2 separate regions of the Homo sapiens genome follow, and region 1 is linked to region 2. Evidence: read pairs that join two places in POLR2A ChIA-PET (ENCODE). Cell type or tissue: GM12878. All regions are shown on one strand. Each heading gives the region's core, and the rest is flanking DNA. Links, peaks and the distances in the headings are about the cores only.

Evidence for each region. ChIA-PET counts read pairs that join two places held together with the same protein. Peaks named below come from ENCODE experiments on the same cell type or tissue, not always from the same donor. Only the 100,000 strongest peaks of a DNase experiment are listed, where the experiment ranks them.
Region 1: POLR2A ChIA-PET joins it to region 2 with 9 read pairs; 4 of 35 experiments call an interaction of 5 or more read pairs at or near these places.

What each region holds. Positions count from the first base shown.
Region 1 is chr12:121,385,150-121,394,201 of GRCh38, forward strand. LOC124903037 (a long non-coding RNA gene) reads left to right here. Exons shown (of 2, transcript XR_007063498.1): 2 at 6,821-7,277. Among named protein-coding and RNA genes, the nearest start is that of RNF34, 10 kb to the right of the region's middle. RefSeq lists an enhancer at 6,634-7,043. In GM12878, for the core only: no CTCF peak of the experiment used is centred there; a DNase peak (open chromatin) is centred at 6,772; H3K4me3 peaks cover 535 bases; H3K27ac peaks cover 1,172 bases.
Region 2 is chr12:121,694,694-121,705,557 of GRCh38, forward strand. No RefSeq gene overlaps it. Among named protein-coding and RNA genes, the nearest start is that of TMEM120B, 13 kb to the right of the region's middle. In GM12878, for the core only: a CTCF peak has its summit at 2,590 (motif pointing right); no DNase peak of the experiment used is centred there.

The DNA.
Region 1 (9,052 bases), core at 3,665-8,664, 310 kb before region 2:
TGGGATTACAGGCGCACGCCACCATGCCTGGCTAATTTTTGTATTTTTACTAGAAATGGGGTTTCACCATGTTGGTCAGGCTGGTCTCTAACTCCTGACCTTGTGATCCACCCACCTCGGCCTCCCAAAGTGCTGGGATAACAGGCATGAGCCCCCCGTGCCCAGCCTAGGCACATGTATATTCTTACATGATTGTAAATGAAGGTGGTGATGGATAAGAGTACTAATCTTTTTATCCTGCATAGTCTGAAATTGGAATTTTCAAGGCAACTCTTCTTATCACAACCATCTGAATGTCTCCTTCCCTGAATGTCTACTTTATTCATTTATCAGTTGATAATGTTCGTATTTCATTGCGTCTGTCTAATTTGGCTATAAATGTGCAAGAGCGTCAGCCTGTCTGCCTTGGATTGTAAACTGTTAGAGGAGAGAGGCAAGGTTTAGCTAATTCTCTGTGTGAATCATTTAGCATGGCATAGCACTACACACAATCAAGGTTTTAATAAATGTGTTGATTATGATCTTTGAAAAAAGGCTTAGTCCCATTTATCGTCTTCTCGACCTTGTCAGCACTTCTCAAGAGGGTGGGGAGAGTTGACTTAATCTACATTTTTTTTTTTTTGAGACAGAATCCCACTCTGTCATCCAGGCTGGAGTGCAGTGGTGTGATCTCGGCTCACTGCAACCTCTGCCTCCCCAGGTTCAAGCAATTCTTGTGCCTCAGCCTCCCAAGTAGTTGGGATTACAGGTATGCGCCACCATGCCCGGCTAATTTTTGTATTTTTAGTAGAGACAGGGTTTCACCATGTTGAACAGGCTGGTCTCAAACTCCACACCTGAAGTGATCTGCCCGCCTTGGCCTCCCAAAATGCTGGGATTACAGGCGTGAACCACCGCACCTGGCCTACTTTTAATACCTGAAGCTTATGCTAAATACGATAACTGCAACGTATCAGTGACGTCTGTTGGTGAATGTCTGAAATGTATTTTCACATTTCTGTAGCTGTTTGAGATGATATTACTTATATGGTACTTGGACACTTGACTTGAAGTAAATATGTTTTAAAATTGAATCACTTCAGTGTGAAATTCAAATTTTGTGGAATCCAAAAATATTTATTTTGACTTTTGCCAACTGTTATTGGGGATGGAATGCCTAATCCTTGAATTGTAACTTCAACAGAAAGGTCTCATTACCAGCACAGGGGTGAACAAAGGCTCAAGGAGACAGGAGACTTCTATATTTTGCCTCTTAACTATTTTTATTACAGTCAGTGATGTTAATCTCTAAAATATCCCAATAAATTAATGTAATCACTGCAGTTTTCTTTTTTTTTTTTTCTTTTTTTGAGACAGAGTTTCACTCTTGTTGCCCAGGCTGAAGTGCAATGGCACGATCTTGGCTCATTGCAACCTCCATCACCCGGGCTCAAGCGATTCTCCTGCCTCAGCCTCCTGAGTAGCTGGGATTACAGGCATCTGCCACCACGCCCGGCTGATTTTGTATTTATAGTAGAGACGGGGTTTCTCCATGTTGGTCAGGCTGGTCTCGAACTCCCAACCTCAGGTGATCTGCCCACCTCGGCCTCCCAAAGTGCTGGGATTACAGGCGTGAGCCACCATACCCAGCAGTTTTCTATCCATTCTATCAATATTCTATGCATTCATTCATATTTATTAAGTTGTCTATTATGTGCTAGGTTTTGAAATGTATAAAGAAGATGAAGGCCAGGTGTGGTGGCTCACACCTGTAATCCCAGCACTTTGGGAGGCTGAGGTGGGAGGAACACTTGAGCCCAGGGGTTTGAGATCAACTTAGGCACCATAGGGAGACCCTGTCTCACAAAACTTTTTTCAATAATTGTCTGGGTATGGTGGCATGTGCCTATGGTCCCCGCTACTCAGGAGGCTAAGGCAGGAGGATTGCTTGAGCCTAGGAGGTTAAGGCTGTGGTGAGCCATGTTTGTGCCACTGAACTCCAGCTTGGGCAACAAAAAGAAGGTAGACATGGTAACTGCCCTCATGGAGTGTAAAGTCTATCCAGACAAGTAACCAGTTACACAGTGGGCTGCATTTGTGGATGGGAGGAGATGTTGACTAGAGAGGAACAGACACAGACACACACAAACACACACATTTCTGGGATGACAGAAATGTTCTTATTTTGTTCTGGGTGAGTACATGAATGTATTCAGTCATCAAAACTCACCAAAGTGGCCAGGTGCGGTGGCTCACGCCTGTAATCCCAACACAGGCAGGAAGATCACATGAGGTCAGGAGTTCGAAACCAGCCTGGCCAAGATGGTGAAACCCCATCTCTATTAAAAATACAAAAATTAGCCAGGCATGGTGGCACACGCTTGTAATCCCGGCTACTTGGGAGGCTGAGGCAGGAGAATCACTTGAACTTGGGAGGCGGAGGTTGCAGTGAGTCGAGATTGCGCCACTGAACTCCAGCCTGGGTGACAGAGGGAGACTCTGTCTCAAAACAAAAGCAAAACTCACTGAACTGAACACTTAAGTTTCGTGCATTTTATTATACCTTAATTGCACTTCAATTTAAAAAAAAAAGCAGAAAAGAAAAACCAAGGTAGCAAAATAGCGATTATAATACGGTATGACAGTGAGTATCGTGTATGATGTACATGTGTATCAGTGTGCCTGACAACTTTAGGAGTTAAGAGTACAGCTCCTTGAGAAAGTCTACAGAGCTGGTAGCTAAAGGTTGATTAAAGATAGCCAGTCCAGGAAGCCAATGAAGCGCTTCCTCTGAACTTGGAAGAGATGGGGAATTTACATCTCAAAAGAGCTTGCCTGTGCAAAGGCCCAGAGGTAGGAGAGTATGACCCACTGGGGCACTGCAAGCAGTTCAGTATGGTTACAGTGGAGGTTGTGAGGTGAGGGTGGTGGGAAGTAGGCCTGGAGGGGTGAGCAGGGAATGGACGATAAAGGACCCTGTAACACTATTTTAATAAATTTGGACTTTTTCATGAGGCCATTGGGAAACCCTAAAGGAATAAATGTGTGTGTGTGTGTATATATATACACACACACACACATTTATGAGTGAGATCTTGGCTCACTGCACCCTCTGCCTCCCGGGTTCAAGTGATTCTCCTGCCTCAGCCTCCCAAGTAGCTGGGATTACATGTGCGCGTCACCATGCCTGGCTAATTTTTGTATTTTAAGTAGAGACAGGGTTTCACCATGTTGGCCACGCTAGTCTTGAACTCCTGGCCTCAACTGATCTGCCCACCTCAGCCTCCCAAAGTACTGGGATTACAGGCATGAGCCGCCTTGCCCCACCATCCCAAAGGAATTTAAACAGGAAAAGACAAAGTCAGACTTTTCGTGTAAAGAGGCTTTTGTCCTCAGGATAGAGAGCAAACCAGAAGTGGGGATGACTAAGCAGGTGGTGGGGGTGGTGGGGTAGTGCAGATTGGAGCTCAAGCTCCTGCAGCTGCAATGAAGCAAGAGAAACAGTAAGAGCCATGGGCCAAGGGGATGAAGAAGTAGATGGATGTGAGTGGTGCACAGGGCTAGAGCTGCTCAAAGGCAAAGTCAAGGATGACTTGCAGTTCTCTAGCATGGTGCCATAGAGCATGGTAGGGAACCCAGGAAGAGGAGCATGGGTTGGAAGGAAGTGGGTACTGAGCTGACAAATCTGAAACGCAGGGAAGAGACGGATTGGCAGAGGCTCAGGAGACCCATATACAGACCTAGACAGGGAATTCCTGAGAATGGTTACCTATCTGGAGTACAGGGTGAGGTCATCCAGAAGAATCTGTCGAGTGAGAAGTGGAAAGGCCTGCAATACTTGTATCAACACCAAAACTTGAAGGGTGGGTAGAGGAGATGGAGAAGAAATTGCTCAGAGAGACAGAAGGAAAACCGAGAGAGTAGAGTAGGTGGCCCAGCACGGTGGCTCACGCCTGTAATCACAACACATTAGGAGGCTGAGACAGGAGGAGTGCTTGAGCCCAGAAGTTTAAGACCATCCTGGGAAACATAGGGAGACCCCGTCTCTACAAAAAATAATAATAAATTAGCTGGATGTGATGGTGCACATCTGTAATACCAGCTACTCAGGAGGCTTAGGCAGGAGGATTGCTTAAGCCCAGGAGGTCAAGGCTGCAGTGAGCCATCATGGTGCCACTGCACGCCAGCCTGGGTGACAGAGTAAGATCCTGACTCAAAAAATTTATTTATTTATTTATTTATTTATTTATTTATTGAGACGGAGTTTTGCTCTTGTTGCCCAGGCTGAAGTGCAGCGGTGTGATCACGGCTCACCACAATCTCTGCCTCCCAGGTTCAAGTGATTCTCCTGCCTCAGCCTCCTGAGTAGCTGGGATTACAGGCATGCACCACCACACCCGGCTAACTTTGTATTTTTAGTAGAGACGGGGTTTCTCCATGTTGGTCAGGCTGGTCTCGAACTCCCAACCTCAGGTGATCTGCCCACCTCAGCCTCCCGAAGTGTTGGGGTTATAGCATGAGCCGCTGAGCCTGGCCAAAAAATTTTTTAAGAAGAAAAGAAATCTGAAATCTATTTCATGTTATATCTGAAATAGACATGATATGCTTTCTCTTAGTTTTCTAAAAAATATGTTTAAACCCTTTTCTGGTTTAGAATTTACTGTAGTTTGGAGTATAAGATTTGTCCAGGTAAATTCCCAACATCCTTATCAAGGAGTCATCAGATAGTTTCCGTCTTTGAAGCCTGGGTTGTCTTTGAATTTAGAGCAAAGAATGGTTGGAGTTTTTCCAAAGTTGCCAGCAAAAAGCATGCGTTTAAGAGGTCAGACTTGGCTTCTGGTCCCATCTTTGCCTGTAGCTAGATGTGTGATCCTGAGCACACTTAACTCTTCTGGGAGGCACTTTGTCAATGTAAATTGAGAAAGTACATAAAGTGACCTTGAAGGGCCCTTCTAGCTCAAAAACTTTATAGCAAATGATGGACTCTTTTTTTTTTTTTTTTGAGACGAGGTGTCACTCTGTTGCCTAGGCTGAAGTGCAGTGGCAGGACCTCTGCTCACTGCAACCTCCACCTCCCAGGTTCAAGCAATTCTGCCTCAGCCTCCAGAGTTGCTGGTATTACAGGTGCCTGCCACCAAGCCTTGCTAATTTTTTGTATTTTTAGTAGAGACAGGGTTTCACCATGTTGGTCAGGCTGGTCTCAAACTCCTGACCTCAGGTGATCCGCCTGCCTGGGCCTCGCAAAGTGCAGGGATTACAGGCATGAGGTACTGTGCTCTGCCGGGACTCATTATTAAGTTCAGAATTTCTAGATCTTAGTGAGACTCCGTTCAAGCAAAACCATACTATGATACAACGGTTAACAAGATGAGAACCTGGCAAACTTTTAAATTTTTATTTATTTACTTATTATTTTTTAGAGCCGGTGTCTCTCTCTCTTGTCCAGGATGGCCTGCAGTTCCTGAGGTCAAGTGATCCTCTGGCCTCAGCCTCCCAAGTAGTGAGAACTATGGGTATGTGCCATCACGCTTGGCTAACCAACCCCCTGCTTAACCTGAGTTTGCAAATGTCAAAGTTGGAGATAGGTCATAAAATCGACTCACTGGTAGATTTTACAGACTGAATCTTGCTGTGTTGCCCAGGCTGGTCTATAAAACTTGGGCTCAAGTGATCCTCCCATTTGAGCCTCCCAAAGTGCTGGTATTACAGGTGTGAGCCATTTCCCCCAGCCCTGCAAATAAACCTATTTTCTTTTTAAATTACTCAGTCTCAAGTGTTCCTTTATAGCAACACCAATGGACTAAGACGTATATGAATGTAGATTTACTGTATAAGAATGAACTTGTTTTGGAAGGTCTGTCTTTTTATTGGAAGAATCGTAATTCTGGTGAGCATCATGCTGGACTGGGGATAGGAGAGTTGGCAGCTCTTCTTTCATCACTGCCTCACTGAGCCTCAGGCAAGACAGCTCACCTTCCCAAGCCATGAAAAGAAGAAAACCCTTTCTCCTTTCTGCCTGCTAAGGAGGGTTATTGGAGAAAAAGCCTGTAAAGTGCTCCAACTTCAGAGAAATATCAATTGGCCCTGTGTTATTTGTCTCACTCTCTGGAAACCACTTTATTTATTTATTTATTTATTTTATTTTGTTTTTCGAGACAGTCTTGCTCTGTGGCCCAGGCTGGAGTGCAGTGGTATGATCTCAGCTCACTACAACCTCTGCCTCCCGGGTTCAAGCAATTCTGCCTCAGCCTCCCGAGTAGCTGGGATTACATGTGCCCACCACCGCACCCAGCTAATTTTTGTATTTTTAGTAGAGATGGGGTTTCACCATCTTGGCCAGGCTGGTCTCGAACTCCTGACCTCGTGATCTGCCCGCCTTGGCCTCTCAAAGTGCTGGGATTACAGGCATGAGCCACCATGCCTGGCCTTTTTTTTTTTTAATTTATTTATTTGACACAGAGTCTCGTTCTGTCACCCAGGCTGGAGTGCAGTGGCATGATCTCGGCTCACTGCAACCTTCGCCTCCTGGATTCAAGTGATTGTCATGCCTCAACCTCCTGGGTAGCTGGGATTACAGGCACGCACCACCATGCCAGCCTAATTTTTGTATTTGTAGTAGAGACAGGGTTTCACCATGTTGGCCAGGCTGGTCTCAAACTCCTGAACTCAAGTGATCTGCCCGCCTCAGCCTCCAAAGTGTTGGGACATAGGCATGAGCTACCGTGCCTGGCCTGGGAACCACAGAAAGTTCTGTTTCTGTTTCACTTTCAGGATTCTTCAGCTATTTGGCAAAGTTGAAGACATAAGTTCCCGGTTCACAACCATTTTCTCCATTTTACAGAGGGAGAGACGTAAGGCAGAAGAAGATTACATGTACGAGTTGACAGCATAATTCACTGGCAGAATTCCAAAAAGATGCTATCAGTCCAAAAGAAAATGATTCTGGGGAGCCATCTGTTCTCCAGCTGCAGAGATGTTTCTCTAAAGTGCAATAAGTATTGTTGAAACCATCTTTACTGTAGCGGAAGTCAATCACAGTCTGGATTCAGATGGGAGCTGGTTTAAGCATTCAGATGAAGAGATACTTCGTCATTTCTACCAGTGAGTCAACTTTATGACCTATCTACAACTTTGGCATTTGCAAACTCAGGTTAAGCAGGGATGGTTAGAGAGTTTATTTGATCTTTTAAATTATAAAACTTATGCAATGAGTCCAAAAAAGATGGATTACCTTGAGTAGGTAAAATAGTTATATTTGTTAAATTGACCAAGGATAAATAAAAACATAGCAAACCAGATCCAATTCTCAAATATTTTGATCTGGCTCATATCTAGGCAACCAGAGTTGGGCACTCGTCTAATGATGATGCAGTTGAGCTTAGATGGGAGAGTGGTGGGGCATGGGTAGAGAGGTACACGTGCTGGAGATGAGACACGAATGGCAGAATGTAGAGAACTGTTAAAACTGGGTGATGGGTATGTGAGGGTTCATTGTATTATTCTATTTACTTTAAATATGTTTGACATTTTCCAGAATAAGAAATGGCTTAATACAGCAAGTTGCTAACCAACTTTTAAAAAGGCATATTATCTGCCTTCTATGACTTGTTATCATTGGGTGATTCCATTGTTAGGATAATAATAAAGCCTTCTACCCTATTGTCTTTTTTTTTTTTTTTTTTTTTTTTGAGACAGAGTCTTGCTCTGTCACCCAGGCTGGAGTGCAGTGGCACCATCTCGGCTCACTGCAAGCTCCGCCTCCCGGGTTCACGCCATTCTCCTGCCTCAGCCTCCCAAGTAGCTGGGACTACAGGCGCCCACCACCACACCCTGCTAATTTTTTTGTATTTTTAGTAGAGATGGGGTTTCACCATGTTAGCCAGGATGGTCTCGATCTCCTGACCTCATGATCCACCAGTCTCGGCCTCCCAAAGTGCTGGGATTACAGGCGTGAGCCACCGCACCCGGCCAAATACTCTTTTTTTTTTTTTTTTTTTGAGGAGTCTTGCTCTGTCGCCCAGGCTGGAGTGCAGTGGCGTGATCTCGGCTTACTGCAAGCTCCGCCTCCTGGGTTCACACCATTCTCCTGCCTCAGCCTCCTGGGTAGCTGGGACTACAGGTGCCTGCCACCACACCCAGCCAATTTCTTTTTCGATTTTTAGTGGAGACAGGGTTTCACCGTGTTAGCCAGGATGGTCTCGATCTGACCTCGTGATCCACTCGCCTTGGCCTCCCAAAGTGCTAGGATTACAGGCGTGAGCCACTGCGCCTGGCCTGTTGTCTTTTAAGTACACATCATGTTGAAAAAGATTATTCAGTAACTTACAAAAATTTAATTATTATTATTTTTTGAAACAGGGTCTCACTTTCTCACTCAAGTAGGAATGCAGTGGTGCAAACACGGTTAACTGCAGTCTCAACCTCCAGAGCTCAGGTGATCCTCCAACCTGAGTCTCTGGAGTAGCTGGGACTACAGGCTCCTGTCACCATGCCCAGTTAATTTTTTGTGTTTTTTGTAGAGCCCAGGCTGATCTCGAACTCCTCGGCTCAAGTTACCTGCCTGCCTTGGCCTCTCAAGTCATGAGTTACAGACATGAGCCACTGCACCTGGACTTATTAGTTTTTTTTGAGACAAGGTCTTGTTTTATCGTCCAGGTTGGAGTGCGGTGACACAATCACGGCTCACTGCAGTCTCACATTCCTGGGCTCAAGTAATCCTCCTGTCTCAGCCTCCTGAGTAGCTGGGACCACAGCCGTGCACCACCACACCTGGCTAATTTTTTATTTTTTGTAGAGACAGGGTTTCACTATGTTGCCCAGGCTGGTGTCCAACTCCTGGGCTCAAGCTGTTACCGAATGGAAAGTCTTGATTGTGAGTTGTCCAGGTTCTTGGCACGTTGAACAAAGAATTGAACAAAATGCACAAAGCAACAAAAGAATGAAGCAACAAAAGCACAGATTTATTGAAATGAAAGTACACTCCACAGAGTGGGAGCGGACTCAAGCAAGCAGCTCAAGAGCCCCAGCTGCAATGTTGTTTAGGGTTTTTATTAAACTAAAAGAATTTTGCAAC
Region 2 (10,864 bases), core at 2,381-7,380:
GAACTGAGATCACATCACCGTGCTCTAGCCTGGGCGACAGAGACAGACCTTGTCTCAAATAAATAAATAAATTAAATATTTTTTAAAAGGCCAGGCCTGGTGGCTCACGCCTGTAATTCCCAGCACTTTGGGAGACCGAGGTGGGCAGATCACGAGGTCAATAGATCGAGACCATCCTGGCCAAAATGGTGAAACCCCATCTCTACTAAAGATACAAAAATTAGCTGGGCATGGTGGCTTACACCTGTAGTCCCAGCTATTCAGGAGGCTGAGGCACAAGAATCACTTGAACCTGGGAGGCGGAGGTTGCAGTGAGCCGAGATCGTGCCACTGCACTCCAGCCTGGGTGACAGAGTGAGATTCTGTCTCAAAAAAAGAAAAAAAGAGGCCAGGTGCGGTGGCTCATGCCTGTAATCCCAGCACTTTGGGAGGCCGAGGCGGGTGGATCATGCGGTCAGGAGATCGAGACCATCCTGGCTGACATGGCGAAACCCCATCTCTACTAAAAATATAAAAAATTAGCCAGGCGTGGTGGTGGGCGCCTGTAGTCCCAGCTACTTGGGAGGCTGAGGCAGGAGAATGGTGCGAACCTGGGAGGCGGAGCTTGCAGTGAGCCGAGATCGCACCACTGCACTTCAGCCTGGATGACAGAGCAAGACTCCGTCTCAAAAAAAAAAAAATATATATATATATATATATATATAATTATATAATAATATGTAATTCTAATCTAGTGGTTTTTAAGGTATTCACAGGGTTGTGCGACCACTACCGCTATCTACTTTTGGAATATTTTCATCACTTCGAAAGGAACCTGATACCCATTAGTTGTCACTCTTCCTTTCCCCACTCCCCCAGCCCCTGGCAAGCACTTCTCTGCTTTCTGTCTCTCTGAATTTGCCTGTTCTGGACATTTCCTATAAGTGGAATCATACCCTATGTAGTCTTTTGTGATGCACGACCTTCACTTCCCACGATGTCTTCAAGGTTTTTCCATGTGACAACCTGTGTCAATACATCATTCTGTTGGATGGCTGAATCATATTCCATTGTGCGGTAGATCACATTTTGTTTATTCATTCATCAGTGGATGGACACTTGCATTGTTTCCACTTTTTGGCTTTTAGGAATAATGCTAGTATCAACATTTGTGTACAAGTTTTTGTGTGGACATAATGTTTCATTTCGTTTGGTGCTACACCCAGAAGTGGAATCGCTCTGTCGTATGGTAACGGTGTTTCATATTTTGAGGAACTGCCAAACTGTCTTCCGAAGTGGCTGCACCATTTCACATTCCCATCGGTAATACGTGAGGGTCTTAATTTCTCCACATCTTTAACATTTATGATTGTCTTTTTAACTTTAGCTATTCTAGTGAGTGAGATCACTCTGATCCGATTTGCATTTCCCTAATAATTAATGATGTTGAACTCAGGATGTCTTTGTTAAATGCAGAAATAACCATGTAAATTTCCAGATTAAATCGCCACATCAAAATTTTTATATGATTAATTTGAACAATTAATACTTTAGTTATTTTCTGATTACAAAAGCAGTATATACTCAAATGATTATTCCCAAAGTCAGGGTAATCCTTTGAGGGGAAGAGAGAGAGAGCCAGGATCGGAGAAGAGGGACATTGGTCATTTAAAGCGATGGCATGGCCAGGCCCAGTGGCTCACACCTGTAATCCCAGCACCTTGGGAGGCCAAGGTGGGAGGATCACTTGAGGTAAGGAGTTTGAGACCAGCCTGGCCAATATGGTGAAATACCATCTCTACAAAAATACAAAAATTAGCTGGGCATGGTGGTGGGTGCCTGTAATCTCAGCTACTTGGGAGGCTGAGCAGGAGAATCCTTTGAACCCTGGAGGCAGAGGTTGCAGAGAGCCGAGATCAGGCCACTGTACTCCAGCCTGGGGAACAAGGGCAAAACTCCATCTAAAAAAAAAAAGAAAAGAATGATGGCAATGTCTTCTTCTTGACCTGGGTCAGTTACACAGATTGACTTTGTAATTATTATTTAAATTACATCTGTACATTTTTTTTTTTTTTTTGAGATGGAGTCTCGCTCTGTCACCCAAGCTGGAGTGCAGTGGCGTGATCTCAGCTCACTGCAAGCTCCACCTCCCGGGTTCACGCCATTCTCCTGCCTCAGCCTCCCGAGTAGCTGGGACTACAGGCGCCCACCACCACGCCCGGCTAATTTTTTGTATTTTTAGTAGAGACGGGGTTTCACTGTGTTAGCCAGAATGGTCTCGATCTCCTGACCTTGTAATCCACCCGCCTCGGCCTCCCAAAGTGCTGAGATTACAGGCGTGAACCACCATGCCCGGCCTACATCCGTACATTTTATGCACAAAAGATTATTACTGTTTCACATTATTACTGTGGAAAATTTGGAAAGCAAATGTTTTGCCTTATCAAAGATGAATAAGGATGAATGTTTACACCATCTAATCATATCAGTGAGTTTTTCTTTGAGTGGTAGGTTTTCAGATTGTGAGAAAAATGGAAAAATAATATTTGTTAATAAATCTTCAACAAACGTTTCGCCTTTTGTTAGATGAAAGAAATTTCAAGATGTTGCCAGCAGGTGGCAGAATAAAATAAGATTTAATCTTGTAGCCCAAAAAGCAAATCAAAACAAAAACGTAAGCAGCAGCCAGCCCTTTACCTGGTCATTGGAAAACATTTCTTATAAATTTCCCAGCCATATCTGCCATAATAGAAAATAACCTGGTAAACAGGGCCTCATTGGAAAACTTTCATTTTATTTTTTTTGAGATGGATCTCGCTCTGTTGCCCAGGCTAGAGTACAGTGGCGTGATCTTGGCTCACTGCAAACTCTGCCTCCTGGGGTCAAGCGATTCTCCTGCCTCAGCCTCATGAGTAGCTGGGATTACAGGCGCCCGCACCATGCCCGGCTAATTTTGGTATCTTTACTAGAGATGGGGTTTCACCATGTTGGCTAAAACTTTAAATTTGGACACCAAGCCAAAAAAATCATTCTCATCATCCCTTTCATTAAGATACATTTATTTGGGGCAGGAGGGAGGATGCAAAAACTGGGAAGAGGGTGGTGGCAGTGATGGGAGATGGGTTATGTATCAGGTGTGATGATTGGATAAATAAATACAATAAGGAGGCCAGGCACAGTGGCTCATGCCTGTAATCCCAGCACTTTAAGAGGCTGAGGCCAGTGGATCACCTGAGGTCAGGAGTTGGAAACCAGCCTGGCCAACATGGTGAAACCCTGTCACTATCAAAAAAGGAAAAAATTAGCTGGGTGTGGTGGTGGGCACCTGTAATCCCAGCTATTTAGGAGGCTGAGGCATGAGAATCTCTTGACCTGGGAGGCGGAGGTTGCAGTGAGCCAAGATCATGGAATGCCATCACATTCCATCCTGTCTATCCTGGGCAACAGAGCAAGACTCCATCTCAAAAAAAAAAAAAAAAAGGCCAGGCGCGGTGGCTCATGCCTGTAAATCCCAGCACTTTGGAAGGCCGAGGCGGATGTATCACAAGGTCAGGAGATCGAGACTATCCTGGCTAACACAGTGAAACCCCGTGTCTACTAAAAATACAAAAAATTAGCCGGGTGCGGTGGTGGGCACCTGTAGTCCCAGCTACTCCGGAGGCTGAGGCAGGAGAATGGTGTGAACCCGGGAGGCGGAGCTTACAGTGAGCCAAGATCGCGCCACTGCACTCCAGCCTAGGTGACAAAAAAAAAAAAAAAAAAGATCGAAGAACTGTTTCATATTACAGGCAGCCAAAGAGACATGACACCTGAATGTGATGGAGAATCTTGGATTGGATCCTTTGCTATAAAGGATGCCGGCCGGGCGCGGTGGCTCATGCCTGTAATCCCAGCACTTTGGGAGGCCAAGGCGGCAGATCACCTGAGGTCGGGAATTCGAGACCAGCCTGACCAACATGGAGAAACTCCGTCTCTACTAAAAATACAAAATTAGCCGGGCGTGGTGGCGCATGCCTGTAATCCCAGCTACTCGGGAGGCTGAGGCAGGAGAATTGCTTGAACCTGGGACGCGGAGGTTGCGGTGAGCCGTGATTGTGCCATTGCACTCCAGCCTGGGTAACAAGAGTGAAATTCCGTCTCAAAAAAAAAAAAAAAGAAAGAAAAATATAAAGGATGCCATTGGAGGGTGGGCATGGTGGCTCATGCCCGTAATCCCAGCACTTTGGGAAAGGCTGAGGCTGGAGGATTGCTTGAGCCCAGTAGTTTGAGACCAGGCTAGGCAGCATGGTGAGATTCAGCTCTACAAAAGTCACCAAAGACCATACATAGTAAGACTCCATTCATATGAAATGTCCAGAATAGGCAAATCTTTTTTTTTTTTTTTTTTTTTTTTTTGGGATGGAGTCTTGCTCTGTCGCCCAGGCTGGAGTGCAGTGGCGCAATGTCGGCTCACTGCAAGCTCTGCCTCCTGGGTTCACACCATTCTCCTGCCTCAGCCTCCAGAGTAGCTGGGGCTACAGGCGCCCGCCACCATGCCCGGCTAATTTTTGTTGTATTTTTTTTAGTAGAGACAGGGTTTCACCGTGTTAGCCAGGATGGTCTCGATCTCCTGACCTCATGATCCGCCTATATCGGCCTCCCACAGTGCTGGGATTATAGGCGTGAGCCATCGTGCCCGGCCAGAATAGGCAAATCTCTATAGAGAAAGTAGATTAGTGGCTTCCAGGAGCTGATGGTAAAGGAGTGACTGTTAATGGGTATGAGGTTTTTTGGGGGAGCATGATGAAAATGTCCTGGAGTTAGGTCATGGTAGTGGTTGTATAACCTATGAATTTACTAAAAACCACTGAATTATTGCTTTTAAAACCAACTTAAAGGGGTAAATGATATCTTAATACAGGTGTTATCTTTATTGCTTCCTTTTTTTTTTTTTTTTTTTTTTTTTTTTTTGCAGACAGAGTCTCGCTCTGTCGTCCAGGCTGGAGGGTAGTGGTGAGATCTTGGCTCACTGCAACCTCCACCTCCCAGGTTCAAGCAATTCTCCTGCCTCAGCCTCCCAAGTAGCTGGGATTACAGGCATGCGCCACCACGCCCGGCTAATTTTGTATTTTTAATAGAGATGGGGTTTCACCATGTTGGCCAGGCTGGTCTCAAACTCCTGACCTCAAGTGATCTATCCTCTCAGCCTCCCAAAGTGCTGGGATTACAGGCATGAGCCACTGTGCCTGACCAAAACATTTATTTATTTATTTATTTATCTATCTATCTGAGATGGAGTCTCGCTCTCTCACCCAGGCTGGAGTGCGGTAGTGCGATCTCGGCTCACTGCAAGCTCCGCCTCCCGGGTTCACGCCATTCTCCTGCCTCAGCCTCCCAAGTAGCTGGGAATACAGGTGCCCGTCACCACGCCCGGCTAATTTTTTGTGTTTTTAGTAGAGACGGGGTTTCATCGTGTTAGCCAGGATGGTCTGGATCTCCTGACCTCGGGGTCCGCCCGCCTCGGCCTCCCAAAGTGCTGGGATTACAGGCGTGAGCCACCTCGCCCTGCCCAAAACATTTATTTTTTAAAAAACACAAATACGGGAAGCTGAGGCAGGAGAATGGCGTGAACCCGGGAGGCGGAGCTTGCAGTGAGCCAAGATAGCGCCACTGCAGCAGTCCGGCCTGGGCAAAAGAGAGAGACTCCGTCTCAAAAAATAAAAAAATAAAAAATTTAAAAAACACAAATATCGTCTGGGCGTGGTGGCTCATGCCTTCAATCCCAGCACTTTGGAAGTTCAAGGTGGGGGGATCATGCGGTCAAGAGATCGAGACCATCCTGGCCAACATGGTGAAACCCGGTCTCTACTAAAAATACAAAAAAAAATGAGCCGGGAGTGGCAGCGTGCGCCTGTAATCCCAGCTACTTGGGAGGCTAAGGCAGGAGAATCGCTTGAACCTGGGAGGCGGAGGTTGCAGTGAGCTGAGATCGCACCACTGCACTCCAGCCTGGCGACAGAGTGAGACTCAGTCTCTAAAAAAATAAACAAATAAAATAAAAAACAAAAGAAAACACAAATATCTAGTGCTGACATGCTAGGCACTTCGCCTACCTACATTATTACATTTCATCCTTGCAACAATCCTACAAGGAGGACTTAAAATCCTTCTTATAGGGGCAGGTAAATAAAGTATTCTCCTGCAAGAACTAAAACTGGGATTTTTTTTTTTTCTTTTTGAGATGGAGTCTCACTCTATCGCCCAGGCTGGAGTGCAGTGGCACGATCTTGGCTCACTGCAACCTCTGCCTCCCAGGTTCAAGTCATTCTCCTGCCTCAGCCTCTTGAGTAGCTGGAACTACAGGCGCCCGCCACCACGTCCAGCTAATTTTTGTATTTTTAGTAGAGACGGGGTTTGACCATGTTGACCGGGCTAGTCTCAAACTCCTGACCTCAGGTAATCCACCTGCCTCAGCCTCCCAAAGTGCTGGGATTACAGGCATAAGCCACTGCGTCTGGCATAACTTTTTGTTTCTTTGTTTGCTTGTTTTGAGACAGGGTCTCACTCTGTTACCCAGACTGGAGTGCAGTGGCACTATCTTGGCTCACTGCAACATCTACCTCTCAGTTTCATATGATTCTTCTGCCTCAGCCTCCCAAGTAGCTGGGTCTACAAGTGTATACCACCATGCCCAGGTAGTTTTTGTATTTTTTGTAGTGACAGGGTTTTGCCGTGTTGCCCAGGCTGCTCTCAAACCCCTGGGCTCAAGCGATCCTCCCACCTGGCCTCCCAAAGTGCTGGGATAACCTGATCATGTAACTTTAATCAATAGGTACACATTATTTTTGGTCCTACTTTTCTTTGCTAAACATGACTTAATATAGCTGTTTACAGGTATCCATTTAATTCCCATAATTATCATTTTAATAGCTGCATGGCATGACGTGAAATAGACTATAGTTCACCCAGCTGTTGCCCTATTGTGGGTATTGAGGATGTATCCATTGTGTGGCTGATCTGAAAAGTGCTGCTATAAACATATTTGCACAAATTGTTTGTTATAATCTTTGGGACTATTTTGAGCAAGGGCATTTGTTGGAAGTAGAAGAAGGAAAAGTCTGAGGAATTTTAACTTCTCCTTGGACAGGTGCCCTTGCTTTTAGAATTGGCTCTTAGTATTTTGCAATGCTTAAGTAGCACAGCTGCTATTAATAGTAGCTACATGATCTTGGGTAAATTCCTTCACCTCTCTGCACCTTAGACTCTAGCACTGGCTGGTAACTTGTAGAATTACAGGATCCTGGGCCTCTCCTAGAACCTACTGAATCAGAATCTGCATTTTAGCAAGATCCCCAGGTGGTGATTCATGGGCACATTAAAAGTCAGAGAGGCTGGGCATGGTGGCTCACACCTGTAATCCCAGCACTTTGAGAGGATCACTTGAGCCCAGGAGTTTGAGACTAGCCTGGGCAACATAGCAAGACCCCGTCTCTACGAGAAATAAAAGAATCAGCTGGGCATGGTGGCACACCTGTAGTCCCAGTTACTCAGGAAGCTGAGGGGAAAGAATTGCTCAAGCCTGGGAGCTGGAGGCTGCAGTGAGCTGTGATCGCACCACTGCACTCCAGCTTGGATGACAGAGACCTTGTCTCAAAAGAAAAAAGAAAGAAAGAAAAAAACAGTTGGAGAAATCATGACTTAGAGTACTTACCTGTAAAATAGGTATAATAAAGGTCTTATGTCATAAGACTGTTATGTAGATAATGCATGTACACACACACACACACACGCACACACACACAGTGTAGAGAAGAGTGCCAGGCACATAGTGAGTGTGTGTTTGCTACTTTTGTGACTCTCCCCAGCTGGTTGAGCAAATCCGCAGGCTGGCGGTCCCTAAGTAGAATGTCTCAAAGAGAACAAAAGGTGAGGGTGGAGGTGAGGGTGAGGGAGGATAGTCTCCCACCATACTTTCTCACCCACCATAATCACAGTCCCCAGAGAGCCAGGTCCAGCCTCCGGTTGCTGATGAGTGCGTCTGAAAGCACTCTGGGGGCGGGGCGTGGTGGCTCACGCCTATAATCCCAGCACTTTGGCAAACCAAGGCAGGCGGATCACCTGAGGTCAGGAGTTCGAGACCAGCCTGGCCAATGTGGCGAAACCCCATCTCTACTAAAAATACAAAAATTAGCCAGGCGAGGTGGCACACACCTGTAATTCCAGCTACTTGGGAGGTGAGGCAGGAGAATTGCTTGAACCCGGGAGATGGAGGTTGCAGTGAGCCGAGACTGTGCCACTGCAATCCAGCTTGGGTGACAGAGCAAGACTCTGTCTTTAAAAAAAAAAATGGAAGTGCTTTGGGCAAGAGCAAGAACCGGGACAGGGCAGCAGCCAAGTCAACCCTGATACTTGGCACATGAGCGGCTGCTCAGATCGGGGTGGCTGGCAGGTGCCATCTACAGAAGGGCTCATAAATAATGCACATGGAGTCCTGACCCCACAGAGAGAAGAGTCCCTCCGATTCGCAACCTGACCGCCTGGCTGACCTGCCCATGGCACCTGCCTGGATCTCCCTGGGAGGCAGGGCCAGCCTCCCCTGCCCAGAGGCAACTTGAGGCTGAAGGACCTGTTTGGATTGCAAGCTGCAAGCAGAGGTGAAGGGGTATCTGCTTCCCAAATCCTCTGCTTGGTAACATTATATTCTTCCTCCAAGGTCCTGTGTTTTTGTAGCCCCAATGAAATGAACTGTTTTCTGTTTTTTCACCATTCAAGTGATTTAACTGCTTTTAGAATCTTCACAACAACATTGGTTTATTCTCTTCATGACACATTGTACTGGGAGTCTTAAATGTCTCCAGTGACCAGCAGGTAACATAAACCGATGATGGAGTTTATGTTATGGAGGCCTGGGCAAGACAACTGGGAATGGTGGGGACTGCGGCAACAGGCAGGGCCCATGTAATGGTGCTAGCTGTTCCTATGTTCCAGCCAATCGCCATGCAGGAATGTGAACCCAGTGTGTCCAGATCTTCCCTTCTTTTTTTTTTTTTTTTTCTTTTTTTTGAGATGGAGTCTTGCTCTGTTGCCCGGGCTGGAGTGCAGTGGTGCGATCTCAGCTCACTGCAAGCTCCACCTCCCGAGTTACACCATTCAATTGCATCAGCCTCCTGAGTAGCTGGGATTACAGGCGCCCGCCACCACGCCCGGCTAATTTTTTTGTATTTTTAGTAGAGACGGGGTTTCTCCATGTTGGCCAGGATGGTCTCGATCTCCTGACCTTGTGATCCACCCGCCTCAGCCTCCCAAAGTGCTGGGATTACAGGCGTGAGCCACAGCTCCTGGCCTTATTTTTTTTTAAAGAGGGAGTCTTGGTCTGTTGCCCAGGCCAGAGTGCAGTGACGTGATCTTGGCTCACTACAACCTCCACCTCCCAGATTCAAGCAATTCTCCTGCTTCAGCCTCCGGAGTAGCTGGGACTACAGGCGCTCATCACCACACCTGTCTAATTATTGTATTTTTAGTAGAGACGAGGTTTCACCATGTTGGCCAGGCTGGTCTCAAACTCCTGACCTCAGGTGATCTGCCCGCCTTGACCTCCCAAAGTGCTGGGATTACAGGCATGAGCCACTGCACCTGGCCTCAACATGGGTGAGTCACAAATGCATTTGGCTGAGATGTAGTAACAGTGTAGATTTACTTTCTCACCTGAAAGAACAAAACAAAATAGATAAAATATATATGAAACAATGTTTTTCAAGACATCAGACATCAGTCAACAGAGGACAGTGATCCCTGAGGGACAGGGAACAAACGGGGTGAGCCCAGTGATTGCCCCCGCAATGCTACTGTCTTGGGAGTTTCCAGGCCATGATGCAGAGAGGGGGAACTCAGGTGGAGTCTGGCAGACCCCCTGAGTTGAGCAAACACAGCTAAGAGTTCAGGGGGACCAGGGAGGTTAGAGTTCTGGAGAGGATACAGCTGCACACAGAGAATCCCAGAGATCTGCAGCGAGCCCTTCTCCAGTCATCCTTTGAGTGATGCTCAGCCCACTCACGACATCAAAGGGCAGACCCAAGGCCAGAGAAAGAACCACCTGAAATGATTAGAGGTGCGAGTGCATTCTGCTTGTGCCACCAGCCAGCCTCAAAAACCTCAGGGTTCTTGGGGGATTGGTCTTGCCTCGGTAGTGGGGAAAAATTAGCTCTAGACTAAGTTGCACCTTTTTTGTTGTTTTTTATTGTTGTTGTTGTTGTTGAGACAGAGGCTTGCTCTGTCACCCAGGCTGGAGTGCAGTGGCGTGGTCTCTGCTCACTGGCGCGGTCTCTGCTCACTGCAACCTCTGTCTCCTGGGTTCAAGCAAGACTCCTGCCTCAGCCTCCTGAGTAGCTGGGATTACAGGTGCCTGCCACCTCACCCAGCTAATTTTTGTATTTTTAGTAGAGATGGAGTTTCACCATGTTGACCAGGCTGGTCTTTCTGACCTCAAGTGATCCATCTGTCTTGGCCTCCCAAAGTGCTGGGATTACAGGGGTCAGCCATCTTGCCCAGCCTTTTAAAATTTAATTTAATTTAATTTAATTTTTGAGATAGCGTCTCGCTCTGTTGCCCAGGTTGGAGTGCAGTGGTGTAATCTCGGCTCACTGCAGACTCTGCCTCCTGGGTTCAAGCAATTGTCATGCCTCAGCCTCCGGAGTAGCTGGGGTTACAGGCGCATGCCACCATGCTTGGCTAATTTTTGTATTTTCAGTAGAGACAGGGTTTCACCATGTTGGCCAGGCTGGTCTCGAACTCCTGACTTCAGGTGATCCACCTGCCTTGGCCTCCCAGTGTGCTGGGATTATAGGCATGAGCCACCTTGCTCAGCCTTGTTGTTTTTTTAGGAAAAGGTGGGGCCAAGGCACAGAGC